Linked DNA regions of Mus musculus: regions 1, 2 and 3 are each linked to region 4. Evidence: chromatin loops called from intact Hi-C (ENCODE). Cell type or tissue: heart. All regions are shown on one strand. Region 1 overlaps Unc5d (unc-5 netrin receptor D). Region 2 overlaps Unc5d (unc-5 netrin receptor D). Region 3 overlaps Unc5d (unc-5 netrin receptor D). Region 4 holds the start of Gm26795 (predicted gene, 26795).

Evidence for each region. Hi-C counts contacts between places; a loop is a spot of excess contacts. Peaks named below come from ENCODE experiments on the same cell type or tissue, not always from the same donor. Only the 100,000 strongest peaks of a DNase experiment are listed, where the experiment ranks them.
Region 1: it touches region 4 in a loop (2.2-fold over the local background); 2 of 42 quality-filtered maps call a loop at or near these places.
Region 2: it touches region 4 in a loop (2.1-fold over the local background); 2 of 42 quality-filtered maps call a loop at or near these places.
Region 3: it touches region 4 in a loop (2.6-fold over the local background); 2 of 42 quality-filtered maps call a loop at or near these places.

The regions. Positions count from the first base shown.
Region 1 is chr8:28,752,454-28,757,453 of GRCm38, forward strand. The region is part of intron 7 of Unc5d (unc-5 netrin receptor D); the gene reads right to left. Among named protein-coding and RNA genes, the nearest start is that of Gm32505, 57 kb to the left of the region's middle. In heart, a CTCF peak has its summit at 3,015 (motif pointing left); no DNase peak of the experiment used is centred here.
Region 2 is chr8:28,813,302-28,818,301 of GRCm38, forward strand. All of the region lies in intron 4 of Unc5d (unc-5 netrin receptor D), which reads right to left. Among named protein-coding and RNA genes, the nearest start is that of Gm32505, 120 kb to the left of the region's middle. In heart, a CTCF peak has its summit at 2,202 (motif pointing left); no DNase peak of the experiment used is centred here.
Region 3 is chr8:28,693,321-28,698,320 of GRCm38, forward strand. It overlaps Unc5d (unc-5 netrin receptor D), which reads right to left. Exons shown (of 18, transcript NM_153135.3): 13 at 3,010-3,178; 14 at 1,195-1,422. Among named protein-coding and RNA genes, the nearest start is that of Gm32505, 2.5 kb to the right of the region's middle. In heart, no CTCF peak of the experiment used is centred here; a DNase peak (open chromatin) is centred at 2,101.
Region 4 is chr8:28,591,824-28,596,823 of GRCm38, forward strand. It overlaps Gm26795 (predicted gene, 26795), which reads left to right and starts at 1,707. Exons shown (of 3, transcript NR_166526.1): 1 at 1,707-1,848; 2 at 1,992-2,227; 3 at 2,351-3,072. In heart, no CTCF peak of the experiment used is centred here; a DNase peak (open chromatin) is centred at 2,588; H3K4me3 peaks cover 840 bases; H3K27ac peaks cover 1,200 bases.

The DNA.
Region 1 (5,000 bases), 160 kb after region 4:
CTCATTTTAACTCAGAATCAGAGGACTTGGGAAGGCACTTTAGCTGTGCTTCTGGATATAGACAGCCAGTTTCCTCTTGGCAGTTCACCTCAGAAAGCTGGTCCTTTGTACCTTCCCACAATCTCAAGCTCAGTGCCTACTGGGGATGCCAAATGCAAAAGCTTTCTCTTTTCCTTCCAGTGGATTTACATCCAGTCAACTTCTGGGCTTTCTGACAAATATTTTATGCCCTAAATCTTTGGCAGATTGTAGTTCTTCATTTTGTATCATCATGGGAACCTGTTCTCATTTGTATCTTATTTTAAAAACACTGTTATATATTCTCATTTTGTTATTTTCCTGTAATTAACCTGGTCTGTAAATGAAGGCATCTTCCTCTCCCGCTGTCCTAAATCAATTTCAGAGTCTACTGTCTTTATATTTCAGGTTTTATTTTGATTACTCTCCTGAACAAATATAACAAAATGAGTTCATGGTAAACAAGCATCCATATATTCTTGTTAAAGTACCACACAGTGTGGCCTGTCTAACTCCAGGACAAGTATGTAAAAGATGGGGCAGGGGGAAATCCATTCCAACATGTTTAGGAGGAGTGGAAAAAAATAGGTGAAAGAAGACAGGAGAAAAAGAGAGACCAGAGAAAGCAATTCTCAGCTAGGTTACCCTGTCAAGCAAGCTTACAGGTAGCATAGATTCATGGGGAATAAAAAAGGAGGTGACCACGGAGAATGTCCTAGTAACAAAAGGCATTTTAAATGTTTCAGAGCTGGCTGGTAAGAAGGGGAGAGACTTTTAAACGCATACAACAACTATGGTCCACTGGGTGAAGGTCCATCCTTATTTGGAGAGAGGATTACTTCTTTAAACAATCTGACACCTTTTTGCTTATGAAAAAAGCAAGATAAAAAAGAATATATTGGATAGATAATAAAGGAGGTTTTATGGTTATTCTGAGCATGGTTTATTTATTTATTTTATCTTTTTATGCTCAATTCTACCAAGGATATGGCACATTAAGTGGGAGTTTTCTTCTCATAAAGCAAAAGGCAAAAAGGCAAGAAGTTTCAGCTTCTAGAATTTCTAGGAATATTGCCATTATGACACCTGAGGATTAAAATGTTTACTTTGCATTTTCTTTTTAAATTAAACACAATGGAAACTTGAGCCTGCAGTCATTCCACTGTCTTTGGAAAGCTAAAGATATACTGATCTTCTTATGGGCTGTCCCATAATGGGACAATGTTTACTGGGGTATGGGGGAGAGGCTGTTACTATCTGGCCTAATGACTGCCTGTGTGCCCAGATCTACATCCTTATGACTCCTGTGTGTCTGCAACATTACATTCACATTTGCTGTGCCGTGCACACAAAGACAACTGTGGATTAATTAACTGTTTGTTAGGCAGGAAGGTGAACTACCAAGTCTTTCTTCAAAAGGAACACCTAGTCAGCACAACTGATATGCATTACTGCTGCATTTTCGCTTGTGTGCAGTGTTGGAGATAGAATCCAAGGCCTCATTGGTACATGCTAGGCAAACACTCTGCCACAGAAACCTAGCCACTTTGTACCACACATGAAATGGGAGGGTTTCTTTCCATTTTCAAACCACTTGGAAAGAATTTGCACGCTGTAGGACACTTTATGGCCACCTGAGAATAAACTGCATTAGGATGGCATCTTGGTGAGGTCATATTTATGTCTATCTTACATAGACTTCCAGCTGGAACTAAGCAGCTATGCAGTGAACCCTGTTCAGGAATTTAAACAAGTGTGATTAAACAAGTGTAATTTCAGTATCATTCCTAAATCTTTGCCCACATAAAGAAGTAGATGAGTTTGGTGTTGATAAAGAGATACTTGTCTGTTATAATCTTAAATGAAAAATGGGTGTTTCATATAAATCACTGGCAAACAAGGAGGATAAAATTGTTATTTCAGATGAGCTGAATTATTCTAGAATGAAATGTCTCTTATTCAGTGGCCTAAATAAAGGGAAGGGGTAGTAATTACTGTAATAGATAACAATGTGGTCAGAGAAAACTCTTAACAAAGCAACCATTATTTTCATGTGATCACAGCTTTACCCATTCAGGAGTTTCCTCTCGGCCATTTAAGTGCATGGCTCAATAAAGAAAGTGGTTATATTATTAGTTGGGCCTTGGGAATGTTTGTTTGAACCACTATTGGATGGATGTCATTATCTTTGATTCGGCTTCCAAAGTGTCCATTCAAACTTTCATTATCAATGTGCCTATCAGAAATGAAAACAAACCGCCATTTAACCCAGTTGTCCTGTTCCAAGCTGTCAATATTAGAGTGACCTATGCTCTGTCTTCACAAGACGAACAGATTAGTTTGCAGGTAGCATTGCCTGGAAGACTTCCTCTTTCTTTAGGTCGCCGCTGGCATTTCTCTGGCTTTAGTCACACCACACATCTAGAGGCTAATCCCTTCTTCTGAAGCAGATCCATTTAATCTCCTCAAGCCGATGCCCTCCCTTTTTTCTTTTTATTGGAATAAAAAGCCACAGAGAAGGTGGCTTCCATCCCATAGGATCAATTTAAACAGCCACCATTTAATCCTTCTGTTCCTGTTCATGGGCACACACAGGTTACATTGTACTAGCTATGATTCTCAAATATGTTTCGAAGATGAAAGGATGGAGGTCAGACAGCTACAAGATTCTGTTTAAACCCAGGAAACACGGCCACCCAAGTCCTACTTTAAGAAACCATGTCCATACGCGTCCTCTTTGTTCTTCCCTGAAATTGGATGTCCAGTTTATGCTTGCAATTTGGATCCATGAATTCACCTCTTTTGGCAAAACCTGTCCAATCTCTCTCTCTCTCTAGCCTTGGGGCATTTATTTTCTTCTTGAGAGCATTTAGGTGTGGCTGTCTATGAGAGCATCACTCTAAGGTTCTGCGATTCAGCCACAAGTAACCAAGCAACAATCATACCCAAATATTAAAGTGATCATTCAGAGCTGGCAGCTCCATCTGGAGGAGAGAGAGAGAGAGAGAGCCCTCAGGACACTAGAGGGGATTCAGGTACTTTGTTGGAGGCTAAAGAGAATCAAATTATTGAAGGTCATCCAAGAGCTGAACAATGTCATTGTCAAACCTCCAAAAGAAGGTGTCATAGGTTTGGCATATAAGGAAAACAAAAATAGTATTGAGGAAATTCCCGTGTTGAACCATGACCTAGATCCTTCAACGGAGCTGCTGTTCTACAAAGCTGTAGCCAAATGCTATTTTAATCAAAGCCAACCTTTCTTGGTGCAATCCTGAGAGCACAGCAGTTTCACCAAGAGCATCTGACAGTACTAAAGAGTATCATGGAGTAACACTGATAATCATTTGCCTGGACTGCTGTTCTGCTTCCTACAAAGACCATGAACTTGGACTCATCATGTGAACACTGTCCAGAAAGACAGTAGATCCTGCTGCCCTGACCAGCCAACCCTCCCAATTGCTATGCAGATTGCAGATACAGCTCATTCTCCTCGAAACTCTCCCACTTCCGTATCTTTCACACTAAAACTACTGATTACTGTAGTCCTCACAGTCTTAAACATATATTCAGATATCCTAAAACACACACACACACACACACACACACACACACACACACACACACGAAGGCAAAAGATGCTGAACAGGGAACATCCCTTAGTGGAATTAGGAGATGGAATGTCAGGGGAAAAGCTCATACTGCATTTTCAACTTAGGAGAGATTCACCAGAGAACTTACCTCTAAAGCTGAGTATAGTACAACCCTTGCTGCATTTCTGGCTATTTTACTTTCATTATAGCAAAATGCAAACTGGGTCATCAGGAATTTGCCTCTGCTTGATTAAGCCTATACATTATCAGTGTACAGGAAAAAAAGGCTTTGTTCAATCAATAAATCACTTAAAGCCACTGTCTCAATTATGGCCAACAACTGCCCAAATAAGAAAGACCACTCTTGAAAAAAAATCCCAAGTACATATATATTTATGATGAACAATTGTGATGTGCTCAATTGGCCAGGAACCACCAGCTATCTGGTTTTGCTTTATTCTAGACCTTTGTGTCAGAGTAGTTGGCGATGACAGTAACTTATAAATCTGGAAACTCAGTAAAGCACATGACATTTTGATATAGGTAGTTCTCACCAATTAGTTCAAGACTTACAAAGAAAGAAAAGAATGACCCTACCAGAAGCAATAGAGAATTGTCTTCCCAGACAGTTTCTGAACTTAAATTCTAGCTCTTCCTGCCTTTTGGCCTTTGACCTGACACATCACATCTTGTTGGTTTTGTAGCACTTAGCCAACCATTGGACTTGGCACTGGGACAGTCACTGAGATTTCTGGGCTTGTCAGTCTTCAAAGCTTCAGTTCACTTCCATTCCTCTCTCTTTAATCCTCCCCTCCCCTTCCCTAAGAATCCCTCTTCCTCTCCATTTATTATGTATGTATTGATTGATTCAATGGCTCATTTCATTTTACTTTATTTTTGGTATTTTGTGATAGGGTCCCTTTGTAGTCTATATCTGTTACATAAAGTGGGGTCTCCTCTTAGCAGCTCACTGTCAGTGCTGATAATTTCTCTCAGCATTAAACAGGGCTGTTCCCCCGCTGGTGAAGAAGCTTGAATCATGGCACAAATACAAGTTATAGTCACCCACACTATAACCTTTACTTCTCACATTAAGTGTTAAGAACTATGTCTCCCATGAGTAACCATCACATTACATCACAGACAACTAAGCTTCAAGTCATATATTCAAGCTCAATATGTGATTTATAGGAATGCTTATTACTATAGTTATTTGAAATTCAACTAGAAGCCACATTTCTATAACAGCATCATCTTTTAAAAGACATATGAAAACCCTAATTCTAACTGTATCACTTTAAAAGCCTGTCCATGAGGTGAAAAAGCAGCCACACATCTTGAGCCATGATTCAGAAAAGGTTGGTGATATTCAAGAGTTGTTGGAAACACGTT
Region 2 (5,000 bases), 220 kb after region 4:
TACATAACAACCTTATTGTATATGTGTCTTTTATTGTTAGCCAGCTCAAATCCTTTTGTGAAGGTAGGCAGAGTATAAATTACAAATAAATAAAAGCCACACCGAAGAACCCTTTTCTACATGCATCAAGTGCTATTTATAGCAGGTTTCACAGGGGCCTCATCAATGAACTGCCACCAGTCAGTGTTGTTAAAATGATTTCTTACAACTAAGGAGCATTATCATGCTTTCCAAGCAGGCAATGCAATGAGTTATTATAACTTCTGTTCAACTTCTTATTAACAGCAGAACCTCCTAGAGCCAGGACTGGTTTCCTGCAGAAGAGAGAGTCCTTGGCTGAATGACAGGAGGAGACAACAAACATGCAATAAGCAAAGGGGGAAACCGCTCTCTTCCAACATCATCAGATCCCATCTTCCATAGGTAGGAGGGTGACAGCAACAGAGGTATCACTTCCCCACTGAACCCCCAAAGAGATGAGGTACATGTCAGTGAACAAAGAATAGTTTCCCCTGAACAGAATGCATATAATGTTGCTCAAGAACATGCAGAGGAAAATATTTGTGAAATTTTCTATGAAGTTAGTAGGCTATTTTTATAACTTTATAGAAAAACAACAAGACAGAGGAAAACAACCATACAAACTGGTCTTTTTTGCTTAAACCTCATAATTACACAAAAAGCACTTGAAAATCAATAAGTGCCCAGGCATCTTCTGGTTTTCCCTGTGCATCAGTATTTGTAACCTTTCAAAACTAAATAACTCGTCTCGTCTCTCCCTAGAACTTAGTATAATTCTGCTAAATGTTCTTAATTCTATCAAATGGATGCACTTAGGTCACCAGAGGCTTTCTAAATGAACCCACAAAGCTCTAACTGGAGCTTTCTACAGAGACCATCAGGGACAGCACACATTGCCTGAAAATCCCCTCCCCCCCCCCCCCCCCCCCCGCCCCACACTCTTACTCCCATTAAAAGAAGCGCTTTACTCCAGTGTTTCCATTAAGGGACCTTTGTTTGCTTCTCCTGTGCATATTATTGCCTTGTGTAGTGTACAGTTTGCCACGGAACTGAAAATGTGCAGCCTTCCTAGTTTTCTGGGAAAATGATTGCCATGTTCACTTGTCTTGATTGAAGGGGAATTTTATAGATTCCAGAAAATGCTTAGGAGTGCACTGCAGATAAAATGGTCAAAGTTTCAACTGATTTAGGAGTTGACAACATGCTTTCCAAAGACACCTGGTTTAAAATTTTAAGTCTCACATCAGGACAGTTATTATCACAATTGAAGTATAAGAATCGTAAGATCATGTGAGTCAATGTCACCAGCTACAAATTAAATGCTAAGTTTGTGAAGATACTATTTAACTTAACTAGCAAGTTTGTGTACTTTTCCACAAACTTGCATAATGAACTGTCAGGGCTAAGCTTCTGTCTTTCACATACAGATAAATGAAAATAAAAAATAATTTAAAATATCACACACAGCAGGGTACAGGCTCTACAGTCATTTCTGACTGCTGAGGGAGAGCCGAGAAGGAAGTGGTCTCAAGTATATACTAACTGAGAGAAAAATTATAGTTGGACAATTTATTGGTAGGCTTACACTCCACAGATTCAACCAATTATGAACTGGAAATATTCAAGACAAAATTTCACTTTTACCAGATGTGTAGACATCCCTCTGGTTATTTGCTAAACACTGTTTTCACTGGTCATGTAGCCACTGTATTTTTTGGGCATTATTAAAACTCTAGAGAGCTTTATAGTATACAGAGGTGAGTGAATACATTATATGTAAATACTGTACTATTGGGTATCCATATGTTTTAGGATTTTGAGGATAGGGATTCAAGAACAAATCCTCTACAAAAAAGAGAGGGACTACTTGGGAAGTTGGAAGCATGAGTTAGCACAAGTCTTTTAGTATAAGTCAGGGGCTATAGCCCATAGGAGGGGATAATCCATGGGCAGGCTGTTTGCAGAAATGTTGGGTGACAAGGGTAGACTGGATGAAGAAAGAGTCCCTGTAGTGGTGTGAATGAGGTTGGTCCCCATAAGCTCATATATTCCCATTTGACTGTTTATGAAGGGTTGGAAGGTGTGGCATTCCTGAGGAGATGTATCATTGTAGGTGCAATCTGAGGTTTCAAAAGCCATTGCCAAGTCTGGTCTTTCTCTTTCCCTCTGTCTCCATCTTGTGGATAAGATACACGCTCCCAGCTACAGCCCCAGTGCCATGTCTCCTGCCAGCCGCCATGCTCCCCACTGTGATGATCATAGATTAGCCCTCTGAAACTGGAAGCAAGTCCCCATAGCAATAACAAAAACAGGCCCCACCCACAATGACCCACTATCAACAGTACAAATAGAGATGGCTTAAGGAGGCCAACTCATATATGTCCCTAGTAATCAAACAAGTCCCCCTCTTTTCCTTAGTCCCAATGACCTGAAAGATACAACAACAACAACAACAACAACAACAACAACAACAACAACAACAACAACAATATATGCACAATTCTCTTGTGAATCTGGGTAATTGGAAGAAGATGACCTTGGCTTGACCATGGAAACTTTCCAGCAGTGCACAAGAAATATTAATGGTAGACAAGCCTTGTCTTCAGAGATGCGATCTTCCAGACAGAGTCTCAGGTCCCTCTTAACCTCTGAATATATCTACAATCGCAAGAGATGGAGACCTGCTGGCTGAATATTCTTCGATTTTTGTAGATAAAGAGGTGACCTGAATTGGAGGATAAGCAGATGGATCTAGGGTCAAATAACACTGGAGATTCAGGAATCCTCAGTGCCCTTCCTTAGCCTTCATAACAATGGTAATCATGGTCCGTCACATAGAAGACATTTTTATGTCATTCCATGTAATGGGCAAAATAAAAGCAGCAATTTCATCTCCAGGTTAAAGACAGAATCGATGCCTCGTTAAGAAGATTCATTTTCTAAATACTGCAAGATTTGGTACTTCAGCCTGAACAAGGAAATGTGAACAGAAGAGGGGCCAGAGCTCATCCCACATAGAAAGAACAGCAACTTTGAGGCACCAAATGAATGCAAATCCAGAGATAGCAGGTTAAATATCAGACACTGGTTTCATGATATGTGGAGACATAATAGTTCAATTATTGCTGCTTCCTGGTATTAAGTGCCAGGAGGCTCTGATTGCTCTGTGGGAATGCAGTAGATCTTTGTGTTGGAAGTGGGAGGGATGGCAAGTCTTACTTCAGGAGCCAGAAGGATAGTGGAAAATACAAGATACACGCAGAATGCAAATGTCTACGTGGATCCCTGTTAGAACTCCATCTTGTCATTTTGGTCTTCGATAAGTGATGTAAAGGATTTTATGGCTAATATAAGCATATTAAACAATAAAGGAAGCACGCCAGGACAATATTACAACTGGCTTTGAGAGAGGCCATAACAGTGTGATGAAGATGCAGGCTGTGAGGTGCACATTAGCTCTATAATATTTGCATATATATATATATATCTTTTTCTATCTACCTGTCTGTATGTCTTCCTGTCTTTCCCTTTTGTTTTGCTTTCTTTTGTTTTTGAGACAGGGTTTCTCTGTGTAGCCCTGGCTGTCCTGAATTTTTCTCTGTAGAACAGGCTGGCATCAAGCTAAGAAATCTATTTGCCAACTGATGGAATTAAAGACATGTCCTACCACATCTGGAGCAGCTAATACTTTTTACATATAGCCATACACCAGGCCCATGTATTACCATAATTCTTGTCCTCATATTATAGGCAAGGAACATGTTGCCAGGAGGCAAAGATGCCTATTTTCTAAAAAGTCTAAGCAAAAATATGTTCCTTATTTACTTGCTTAGTTCACACTACCTGCCACAGAAGTCAACACCTTAGACCTTTTCCTTCTTCAGTAAGGTCCTGTTTCTGTTTTCTATACATATCCTTCAGTGACAGGAAAAAATGAAGCTTGACATTGAACAGAGAGAACCAAGTCAACACCTTTCTGATAATGGCGTTTTGGGAACCCCTAGCAGTGCCTGGTGCAAGCAGCTGAAAGAACCTTTGCTTGGGAGTCCGAGGAGCTATGCGACTTTGGGTTATCTTGAAGGCCTTTTTGTGAGTCTCATACAACCTTCAAAAATTGTATATCCAGGCCAAATTACTTTGAAAGGCTTACTTTTTAAATTACGTGTGTGCATATGTAATTGTACGGGAAGGCAGGCGACTGCTGGGGCCAGATGGGTTGTGCTGGATTCCCCTGGAGCTGGAGTGACTATCAGCCATTGCAAGTTACCTCTTGTGAGTACTGATAATGAAACATGGGTTCTCTGCAAGAGTAGTACATACATTTAACCATCGCACCATCTCTCTAGCCCCAGCCAAACGATTTCTATGACTCCTGGCTCAAGAACTGTTCTTCTGATATAAAGGAGAAAAATCCAGTGGCTAGAACCTGCTTTCATCCCCAGGTGAGGCTGGACCATATCCAGAGGCATCAATACGCTCATCTTGAACGCTTACAGCCTCAAATTATGCCCACTCTGTGTGAAATGTCTAGTTTACAGTGAGGATGAGCTGTGGAATACTGGGACAGATTTTTTTCCTCCCCATAACTATACTACTTCTCAATGGATATGTTTGTGTCATGGTTTGAATGTGAAGTAGTTCCCATCAACTGGAATGTTGAATGCTTGGTTCCTTACTACAAAGTTATCTAAAAAAAAAAAAGTTTTGGAAATTTCCGGAGGTAAGACTAGCTGGAGGAAGAATGGGGGCAGGGAGCTTGAGTATTCCACCACCTGTGAGACCTGTCCCTCTTTCTGCTTCCAGGCAGAAACCTCAGAGGAAACCTACTTATGGGACTGATCTGAAACTCATGTTCAGAACCCTTTCTTATGCAGTCCAGGCATAACTTCGTAGGGACAGTACCACCCAAGGTGGACTGGGTTCTGCTATCCCAATCAGCAATCAAGAAAAATGTTATACAGATATCCCTACAGGTCATC
Region 3 (5,000 bases), 100 kb after region 4:
TAGTTTGTCATGAGTCACTACCTTCTTAGCTTATGTTTAAGTTTCGTATCTTTGAGTCTCTTCTATTGGTAAACATGAATTTTCTAGTTCAGTGTCTTAAAACCTAGTTACTGAGAAACTGCTCTGCATAATGGACTTAATGACCCAGGACAGGAATAGCACGGATCTGGAATGAGGTGTGTCAGGAGAGCTACGCTATTTAAATATGGGCAAAGCCTCCACAGCCTGTCCTGCATTATCCTTGCTTCTATTAATAAACCTCACTCCTCAGGAGTACCTCATCTAAGATGTATCTTATATGATTAAAAGCACTGAAAATAGAAAAGATGTTGAACTACCTCTGCCCTAATAGTCCACTATTAGACTTGGTGTCCTGATAGGATATGACTGCTGGGTGACAGATGACTTATCATCATTATTTCCTAACTCCTAACTTCAGTAGACTTGGGCAATTTTCTCACTGCTCTTTCCACACCAAATACGTCTCTGCTCTGTGCTTTGTGCCTTTTCCTTTCTTTACCAGGTATCTCTTTTGCTCTTAAATGCCATCCATTCAAGAAGGTTTGTGAAACGTTCTAAAAGTCTTCTCCAATGCTTGTACCACAGTTGGATTCATTTTCTAAATTCTGATCATACTTTTAGAGGATTTCTTAATTAGTAGACGTGTTTGGGTTGAGTATGAACTTAATCTCTGCCCCGTCTTGAGTGTCAATTGTCCCATCTTTCCTGCATGGAACACACACACAGCTCTTGTTTAAAGTGGTTGTGGGTACTTTTCTAAGTTTCTATCAAAGAACCTTCTACTGATATTGGTGTTTAGGAAGCTGTTATGGTTTACGTGAGAAATGTCCTCTGAAGGCCCATGTATTTGAAAACTTGTTCCTCAGTGTGGGGCACTGTTTGGGGAGGTTATGGAGTTTGCTAAAAGAGATAACAACTGAGGGCAGGCTTTGAGAGTTTATAGACTTAACCATTTCCCATTCCCTCTCTCTGCTTCCTGGATGCAGACAGAAATATGATCAGCCAGCTTCCTGCCATGATAGACTCTACCCCTTTGGAAGCATGAGCCAAAATAAACATGTTTTCCTTGAGGTTGCCATTCGCCACGGTAATTTATCACAGCGATAGAAAAGTCACTAATACAGGGAATCATTATTTTCACAGTACCAAAAGAACAACTGTAACAAGACTGACCTGAAATGCACAAGGAGTATTGTCCACACAGTAAACTCTCAGGTTGTAATCCAAGGAGTTACAGGACATGCAGCCAAACACAGCCACCTTGAGCTGCTTTACGGCACAGTCTGTGATTGGCTCTCCTGTGAGGGCATACGTTCCAAAGCTATCAAGCAGCACGTGACAGGCAAAGGGATCCAAGAGGCAGTAACAGGATGTGGACTCATCCTCCACTGACATCACTTCCTGTTAGAGAAAGATATGTTAAATTCTCTCAGTTTGGAAACACCATCGGGCCCAAGAGTTTACATAGATTTAAATAAATAAACTCTCCCAGAATATTGTATTGTCTTAAATATCAATGTTAGATGGTTGTTTTCTATTAAGATAACAGCTGGAGGCAAGAATGCATGAAATGGGTTATGTACAGTGTGCTGTCCATTTTAATAGGAATTTTGAAATTTCCATTTCCAGTTAATTGCTTAATACCAGTTTTTAAGAACTTGAACATTAACCTCAATAAGCAAACTTACATTATTATTACTGCCCCCCCAGATCTATTTCTGAAAACCTTCTAAAATACCCTTAAGTTGATGTTTATTTTCACTCCAACACTTTATCCTTTTTCGTTTTGCCGCAATCATTCACAGGGGACCATTAAGTAAATGATTTGGATAAGAAGCACTAGAATATTTCAGCCTCTCTGATAAGAACTTAGGCATGTGTGACTGGTTTGGTGGAGCATAAATCTAACACCATCTGGATGGAGAAGATTGTGAGGAAAAGCCGAGAAATGAAGTGGTAGGGGAAAAAAAAAAACAAGGGGAAACAGAACACAAGGGGGAGAAGACTACAACGTGACCCCTCTATGAACTTTATTGCCCAAAACATTCTCCCGTCCCAGTGCCAGGACCCAGTACATAGCAGGATACGTTCTCAAACAAAGGAAATGGACGGGTCTCAAGATACAGCTGTGCTCGGCACACAGAATCCACTGCAGCTGCTGTGTATTTTCTCCAAGAGAAACATGGTTTTCTTTGACTTCTTTTGCCTGAAGTACCTCCTAGGAGGCAAGACCCCAGGACTAGCACATGAGGGCTACTGGGTTCCAATAATATAGTTCACCCGGTTTGATGCAAACTGACTTCAGTTGGACATAAAGAATTCTTCGGACAGGCAAATCACCGCTTTTGCTTAAAATCGTAATTCTGCTGAAGCCACTGTTGATTTTGACTGGCTGTCTCTTTGCTTGTTATCTTCCTATTATATACTCCCATTCTTTTTCCTTGCCTCTCTCTGATTGAGATGTCTCTCCTTACATGTACTTATTTATACAGGAAAGCAGTGGTAATAATCTTCCATGTATCTGCTAATGCTTTAAACATATAGTAGGCACATACAGTGTTCCTGGATACTTATCAATGTAGCCTGTCTTCCTTAAGCAACATCCTCATTGACACAGCATAATGTCAGTTCGGAAAAGAACACGGCCTAGGAGGAAGGCTGGAAACTCAGCAAGCGAGAACATAGTATATGTGTCTCTGTGGGTAATTACTACTGGGTTCTCAGACCGTACAGCTCTGGATTATATTTTGCCTCTGTTTTCCATTATTACTTGAAAAGGCTAGCAAATACCTAGAGGATCGTGTAAAATGAGTTCCATAACTGCTTGGCAACTAGGAAATGTTCAACAGCTTCGCAGCTGATCTGCTGTAACAAGAAGGGTTAAGGTTAAATCTAAGCCATCCAGAGAACCCAACTCCCATTTAAACATCACACACACACACACACACACACACACACACACACACACACACACACACAGCATCTCACCTCCCACTTCCCCTGCTGGGTCCTCTTCTTCAGGTGAATGTTCCAGTGCTCTGAACTGACGTCTGCACAGTGAGGGATGGTCAGCGCAAAGGGAGTTGTGACAAGCATATCTGGAGGCCCACAGGTGACTTCAGGACTCAGGAGAACCTCAGATCCATCTGACTGCAGGCTTCAGAGATGAGAAAAGAGATGACCGAGAAGCATGAAAACGATGAGGGACATCAGGTGAGAACTTACTTACAGATGGGGATAGTCTACAAGCACGGTGCCATCCCTTTGTGGAATGACTTGGAGAACTTAACTGTAAACTACCCAGTCACCAAGGTTGACTTATGGTCAGATTTTAACTAGTTTCATCAGCAAAAATTGACAACCAGACTTTTGGAAATAAGGAGAGAATTAAAGAACCCTAAAATGCATCCGCAGAGCCAACCCCAGCTATCAAATGATCATTCTCATTAACATTGTCCTGTCAATGGAAAAAAAAATCCCAAGAATTTGATAAAACTTGGTTGCCTCAATACAAAATTCCCTTCTCCAGACAATATATTCAGTAATATTTTAGTGCTAATAAATGATGAAACAAGCTATTATGCAACAAAACACTACCTTGAACATATTACAAATTAGACATGATTATTCTGGTTTAAAAGAAAAACACTTATTTCTGTAATATACAAACATATCAGTTCCATAATACTTTACACTGATTGGTCAGTGGGAAGGTATAAATTACATAATCATGTACAGGATATCTAATTTTCAAATCTGAATTTAAAGCCATTTCACCCAAGTCTAGAGTTGAGGTTTTCTTGTGCTGTAATTATTAACAACAAAACTGTTATTGTAAAACCTGAAAAACCCAAGTGAAATTTCAGTGACAGTGTCATACCTGATTAGCCCCGGTTCATTATACAGCTCCCTTCATCCCACCCATATTGGCAATGGAACACAGGGCCACTGAGCTACACTTCAGCCCTCAGGTTTCTTCAGCTCTCCCCACAAGCAACAGGAGATGAAGTCTTTATATAACAAAAAAGAGTGAAAATAACAGGAATCCCACTTAATTTCTTCCAACTGCCTGAGGGTTGCAGAACAGGCATTTTAATCTCTTCCTTGATTTCTGCATTTTTCACTTGTAAGAAATATAATGATATGATCAATGAAGTAATTGCAGACTCACAGATGAACAGTGCCCATTGAGATCTAGGTCAGTTAGATATTACCAAAACTTCCACTCTCTCCGCTCAGGAAGACATGTATATGTGTCATCCTGGATCCCGAGAGCAAGGCCCTAGCAGCATAAAGTTGAAATTCAGTTCTCAAAGATAAAACTCATTTCATGGTCTTATGTAGGAGAAACATCATTTAGGAGTTCACCTAAATGCTATGAATTTCTGAATCATGTGTTTTGACATTCACTGGACTACCTCAAGTTCTTCATGGCCACCCTTGAGTTTATTATCTATAGTTTCCTACTGGACTAAATGCAGGTTATATAAAAGAGCAGCAGACCCCCACATCTACTGCATCCAAGACAGAGCTGAACACTATCACCTGGTCGGTCACCTTCCTTCCTTGTGAAGCACCAGTCATGCTCTCAACAGACTATTTTCTTAAAATTCCTGAATTTTACAGTTGTTCTTCTGTAAGCAAAGCATATATTAAGCAGAGAGGCTCCCATGCCTTTACATTTGAGCAGCAACGGAGGTTGCAACGCTTTGTTAGCAGTAGCAAATATTCTTTGGGAAGCCTAGAATGATATACTCAAGGTGTGAGAAACAGGTGAAAGTCAAGAGTGGATTCTCAGGATGTCGAGGAGGCCTGTGTATGGATGACTACCACTGACTTGGAGAGTGGGTCCAGCACTTTTCTTATAATTATCACCTACATTCATCATGGACAAGAGAAGCAAGGATACCCATGAGTGACCAATGACAAGCTCTTCTAAAAGACCTATCTAATTGCTTTTGGGGAACCATCCCCCTCAT
Region 4 (5,000 bases):
TATACGCTCAGCCCAGGGAATGGCACAGTTAGAAGGTGTGTGCCTGTTGGAGTAGGTACGGATGTGGTTTTTAAGATCTTCATTCTAGCTGTCTGGAAGCCCGTATTCTGCAAGCAGCCAGCCTTCAGATGAAGATGTAGAACTCTCAACTCCTCCTGCACCATGCCTGCCTGGATGTTGCCATGTTCCCCCCTTTATGATAATGGACTGAAGGTCTGAACCTGTAAGCCTGCCCCAATTAAACTTTGACCTTATAGGAGTTGCCTTGGTCATGGTGTCTGTTCACAGCAGTAAAACCATAAGACAAAGAGTTACCAACTACTTACACATGAAGCCAGAGTAGGACTCAAGCTAGGAAGCCAAAGAGTCAGACTTTTCATCATGGACAAGCTTCCCCACACCCACCCCCAATTTTCTAGACCTCACCAGGGTCAGATCCAAAGACACTCACAAAATGGTACTGGTGGCAGAAACCATGTGTGAATTGAAACAAAGCTAGTTCATCCTTGAGACTGGGAATAGATCTCCCTTCTGCTGAGTGTCTCTTTGTACTTTAAAAGTTGGGGACCAGTTATCAGAGAGCATAAGATATATTTTCAATGAGCCATTCATCACGTTAGTCCAACAGAGGTGGCCCTGTGATTCCTACACTGAGGCTCCAAACTGATAACTGATCTGGCTCCAGATACCTCAACTCATATCTATAGTCCACAGCGTACTCCTAGGGGATCCTGATATTGTCATTCCTTCCAGGCTCTCTGTTCTGAGTTAACCATGCTTTTCAACGCTCAAGTATAATATCGCTGCTCACTAGGTGCAGGAATCCCGAATGTCACTACTGAACATCCAGGAAATGAAAATTCTTGAATCCTTCTCTCTATGCATGTTATCACTGGTAAGGTTTCTAAAGCATTAATCATCTTTAAAGATTAAAGAAAAGAAACTTCAATTTAAGCAAATCCCCGAGGAGAGGAAAGAGCTTGGCCTTCCTAATTTTGGATTAGAAGAAAGGTTCAGCAAAAGATCTGATGCAAATTTCTACCTTTTTTTCTCTGAAACTCCTGAGGGAATCCATCCATCATCAAGGGCTACACACACCATGGGGTTCTAACTGTCTAACTGTTGGTTCTAGCTACTGCTTGAAGCCACCAAGCCGGACTGCATACCTGTTTTATCTTGAACAATTACCTTCATGACCTTTTTTTTTTTTTTTTTTTTTTTTTTTTTTTTTTTTTTTCAGAGAAAGACAATGGGAAGGGGAAACTCAACTGACAGAACCAAGGCTAGACTAATTTTTCCCTGGAGGATGAGACTCAAGCCTGTAAATGCTAAGAGGCTACTTCACCATCACTTTTGCCTGTAATAAGGGCGGGGACGGTAGCAGAGAAAAAAAGAGATCTGATTGACTACTCTACTCCTGCCTGAGCATGTGCGTGTGTGTGTGTGTGTGTGTGTGTGTGTGTGTGTGTGCATTTATGTGCACCACAGGTACCCTCAGAAGCCAAAGTAGGGCAGCAATTCCCCTGGAGCTCCAAATGGTGGGTGCCTGACTTGGGGGCTGGATCTGAGCCACAGTCTCTGGAACAGTAGTTAACACTCCTGGGCACTAAGCCATCTCTCCAGGGGGATAGTTTTGAGAGTGGAAGAAGAAACTATTCAAAGTATGCATGATAAGGAATATAAATGGCTTGTCCTGAGAAATGAGTGCTATGGCTGCCTGGACTATAAGCCCTAGAAGTAAAAACCTATGGAAAGCTACACCACTACACCGAGCGGCAACAAGAGCAAGCAAAATCCACTTAAGGTTTTAGTATCTGTGATTACTTTGTGTGTTCTCTACCTCCAGCGGTAAGAAACGATTTCTCCTTCTACTCCATGTGTGGGTTGCATTTGGATTGCTTTTCTAAAGTGTGCCTCTCTTTGTAAGATTTTAAGTTGGGGGCATCTGGGTACCTTTATTCCAGTACATCTTGTTTATCTTCTATTCTCAGCTCTGCAGCCTCGTTCTCCTCTCCCGGCCTAGCTTTTAGGAAGGGAAGGATCCAGGAGAGCCATCTAGTGAGAAGAGCATTACCACTAAAACTGTAGTGCGTTGGAGCGTCAGAGAAAGATCTTAAGGACTGTGTCCAGGCCAGTTTACTCTCTTTGTCCTCTGGGAAAATTGCTCCAGCAGAGGACCTGACAGGAGAATGCGGAGACCGTTGTTTGCACCACTTTACAGATTTGTGTAAGACTATTTGGGGACTTTAAGGACTCCAGCGGGAGGAGAAGAGGCCAAGAACCTCCCGCAGTGGATGCAGGTGCGATTCTGGGAAGGCAGCTGCAACTTTTCTCTTTTTATTTCTTACAGATTTGTGTGACCAAAGGGGCATCACCGGCCTCCTGGTTTCTGGGCAGATAAAAAGTGGAAAACCCGGAAGGTTTTCACACTTCTGGCTTCCCGGAAACACGGGAGGAAATCAAGGGCAGCACTCGCCCGAGCATGGCTCTGCATTAGACTGACGACCTTGGACTGAAACTGCCCTGTGTCCAAACAAGGGCGAAGACATGATCAGCCCTCTGGTTATTTTCACCCATGTGAAGAGGCACTTGGCATCTTGGATTCACACCAGCCCTGGCCATGGGAAGAAGCCGTGTGTTGATTGAAGCAGTCTGAGACCGGTGATTTGGAGAAGTAGAAAAACAAACTAGGTGCCCTGACCAGACCCACCCGTAGCTCCATATGCTGTTTTCCTGCCACTCAGCGTCTGATGGATGAGAGAAGGTGGCTCCTGAGGAGAGGAAGGTGGGGGGGGGGGGGGGACGGGGACTGCAGGTGCTCCAAATTAGGAATAATTCTGCAGATTAGCCTAATGAAGTCAAAAAGTTAATTTGTAGCTGCCAGCTGTTGAGCAGTAAGTTACAAAGTGCCACAGCCCCTCTACAGCTCAGCGCAGGGAATGCAAAAAGGCAAAGGGAGTAACTGAGAGGACTTGGAAGAAACACCTGCTAAGGCGTCATCTGGGAGGAGCTCCGCAGTCGCCAGGTGGCCTCATGGACAAAGAGATCATAGAAATAATGACTGTTGGTGACCTGGGCTTGTGTAGGGGTGGGGGGTGGGGTGCGGGGTGGGGTGCGGGGCACTGCTGTCCTTGCTTAGAGCACCGGAACTGATTCCTAGCTTAGAAAACAGTTGTCAATTGGTGTGAAGCTTGTAGATTCCTTTAGCACAAGGATAGCAGGGTTCAGAATAATAGTTCTCCCCTCTCCCCTGACAATTTACACTTGGTACACTCACTCTCCGTCATCCCTGTTCCTCCTCCCAATCTGTAAATTTAACTAGCTCATCTGGGAAGAGATAAAAGCAAATTGTGGTTTGCCACACTGGAAGGAGATTACCTTCCTCCCCAGCACAGTGGTGGGTCCTGGGTACTGTGAGCTCTTAGGGGCAGCGTGGTTGCTCATCTCTGTGTAAGTCTTACTGAAGGCCATTCTGCACGCGGCTGTTATGTATCTAGCTTTTTACTCTTAAAAAAAAAAAAGGCTGGAAGAATGAGAAGACAGCAAGCTGCACTGTGCTTCAGGACGCGCACAAGAGAAACTACAGGATGTAACCGCTCTTTCCTTGGGAAGGGTCGCTATAAACCCACAGATAATGCGGACACTGCATTCAATAGACCTCGACGATGCAGCTTGCGTTCATGGGGCCTGCTCGTGTCTGTCCTTCCAAACATTCAGACAGTTTCAAGTGCGGGGAAATAAAACCAAAACCCATAGATCTAAATAAATATCTACTGAATGAATTAAAAGCTGCTCTCTAGATAGGCGCTCTCATCACCAACCCTACTTTCCCATTATCCTTCCCTCAGACACAGAAAGCTGTTCACAGCCTGTATTGGAGCACTTAATCATCCCCAAATTTCTTTAATTGCCTTCTCTCCTTCTCGGCCCTGAACACTCCTCCTAAAACTGTTGCAGCTAACTCAAATGCTTATTTAACTGGCCGACTGACTGGCTCTGGACCCGACTTTGGCTCTTAACCTCAGTAGAGAAAAATGCTTCCATTAGAGACTGGTCATATGGGGGAAAAAAGCCCCTTGATTGTTGGAAAGTTATGTAATGTTGTGGTTGTAAACTTGGGTCTTAATATCCAGCTGGTGATTGAATCTGTAATCAGAGACTCTATCGAGTGATTTAGGGACTCAGTAAATGAATTGTTGACGCCTTGGAAGGTTTTCTCTGGCACTGGAGACCCCACCAGCTGTACCCTTTGCAATGGCAACTGAAAGTTTGGTAGCATGAGGCTACTGCCAGGCACTTGGCATGGAGCCGCTCGTTATGTCCTCCCCACCATTCTATAATGCTGATCTCCTCATGTGAACAATGGGGGACAACAGTCGTTTATTCAAAAAAGGGAAAAATGAGGTTTTCAGAAAGTGAGCTAGGTTTCTGTCAGTATATAAAATATCCAGATAATCTATTTACAAAGAGACAAAGTTTACTTTCCCTTGCAGTTTTGGAGGCTCTAGCCCATCACTGGCCTGTTGCTTTGGGGCCCGTGGTGAGAGGGGTGTGGGGGTAGCATGCAGCCTAGCGGTGATCTCCTGCTGTAGAGAGAAGAGACAGAGTGGAGAGGAAGGGAATGGAGTCCCACCGTCCTCTTTTGAGAGCATGTTCTAAGTGACTGGAGACCTTTTCATTATGCTTCATCTTGAAAGGCTCACAAAGGAATACGCACTTAACAGGGACACACTGAGGAGGCACAGACAGGGCAGACTTCAGCAGAGAGATGAAGTGAATTGCTCAAGTTTATCCAGCTTGTAGAATGGTGCCACTGTTGCTTGAGCCCAAGACCAACTAGATCGTAAAACCTATTTCGTTTGAGCTTTTGAGATTCCCATCAATTTGGGCAAGAGAGATAGCTAGGAAAACATCATAATTGCTGTAACAAAATTCAAAATTACACTACAAAGAGAACCACCTCTGTCATCATGCCATTCCTCTTTTAGCTACAGTTAACC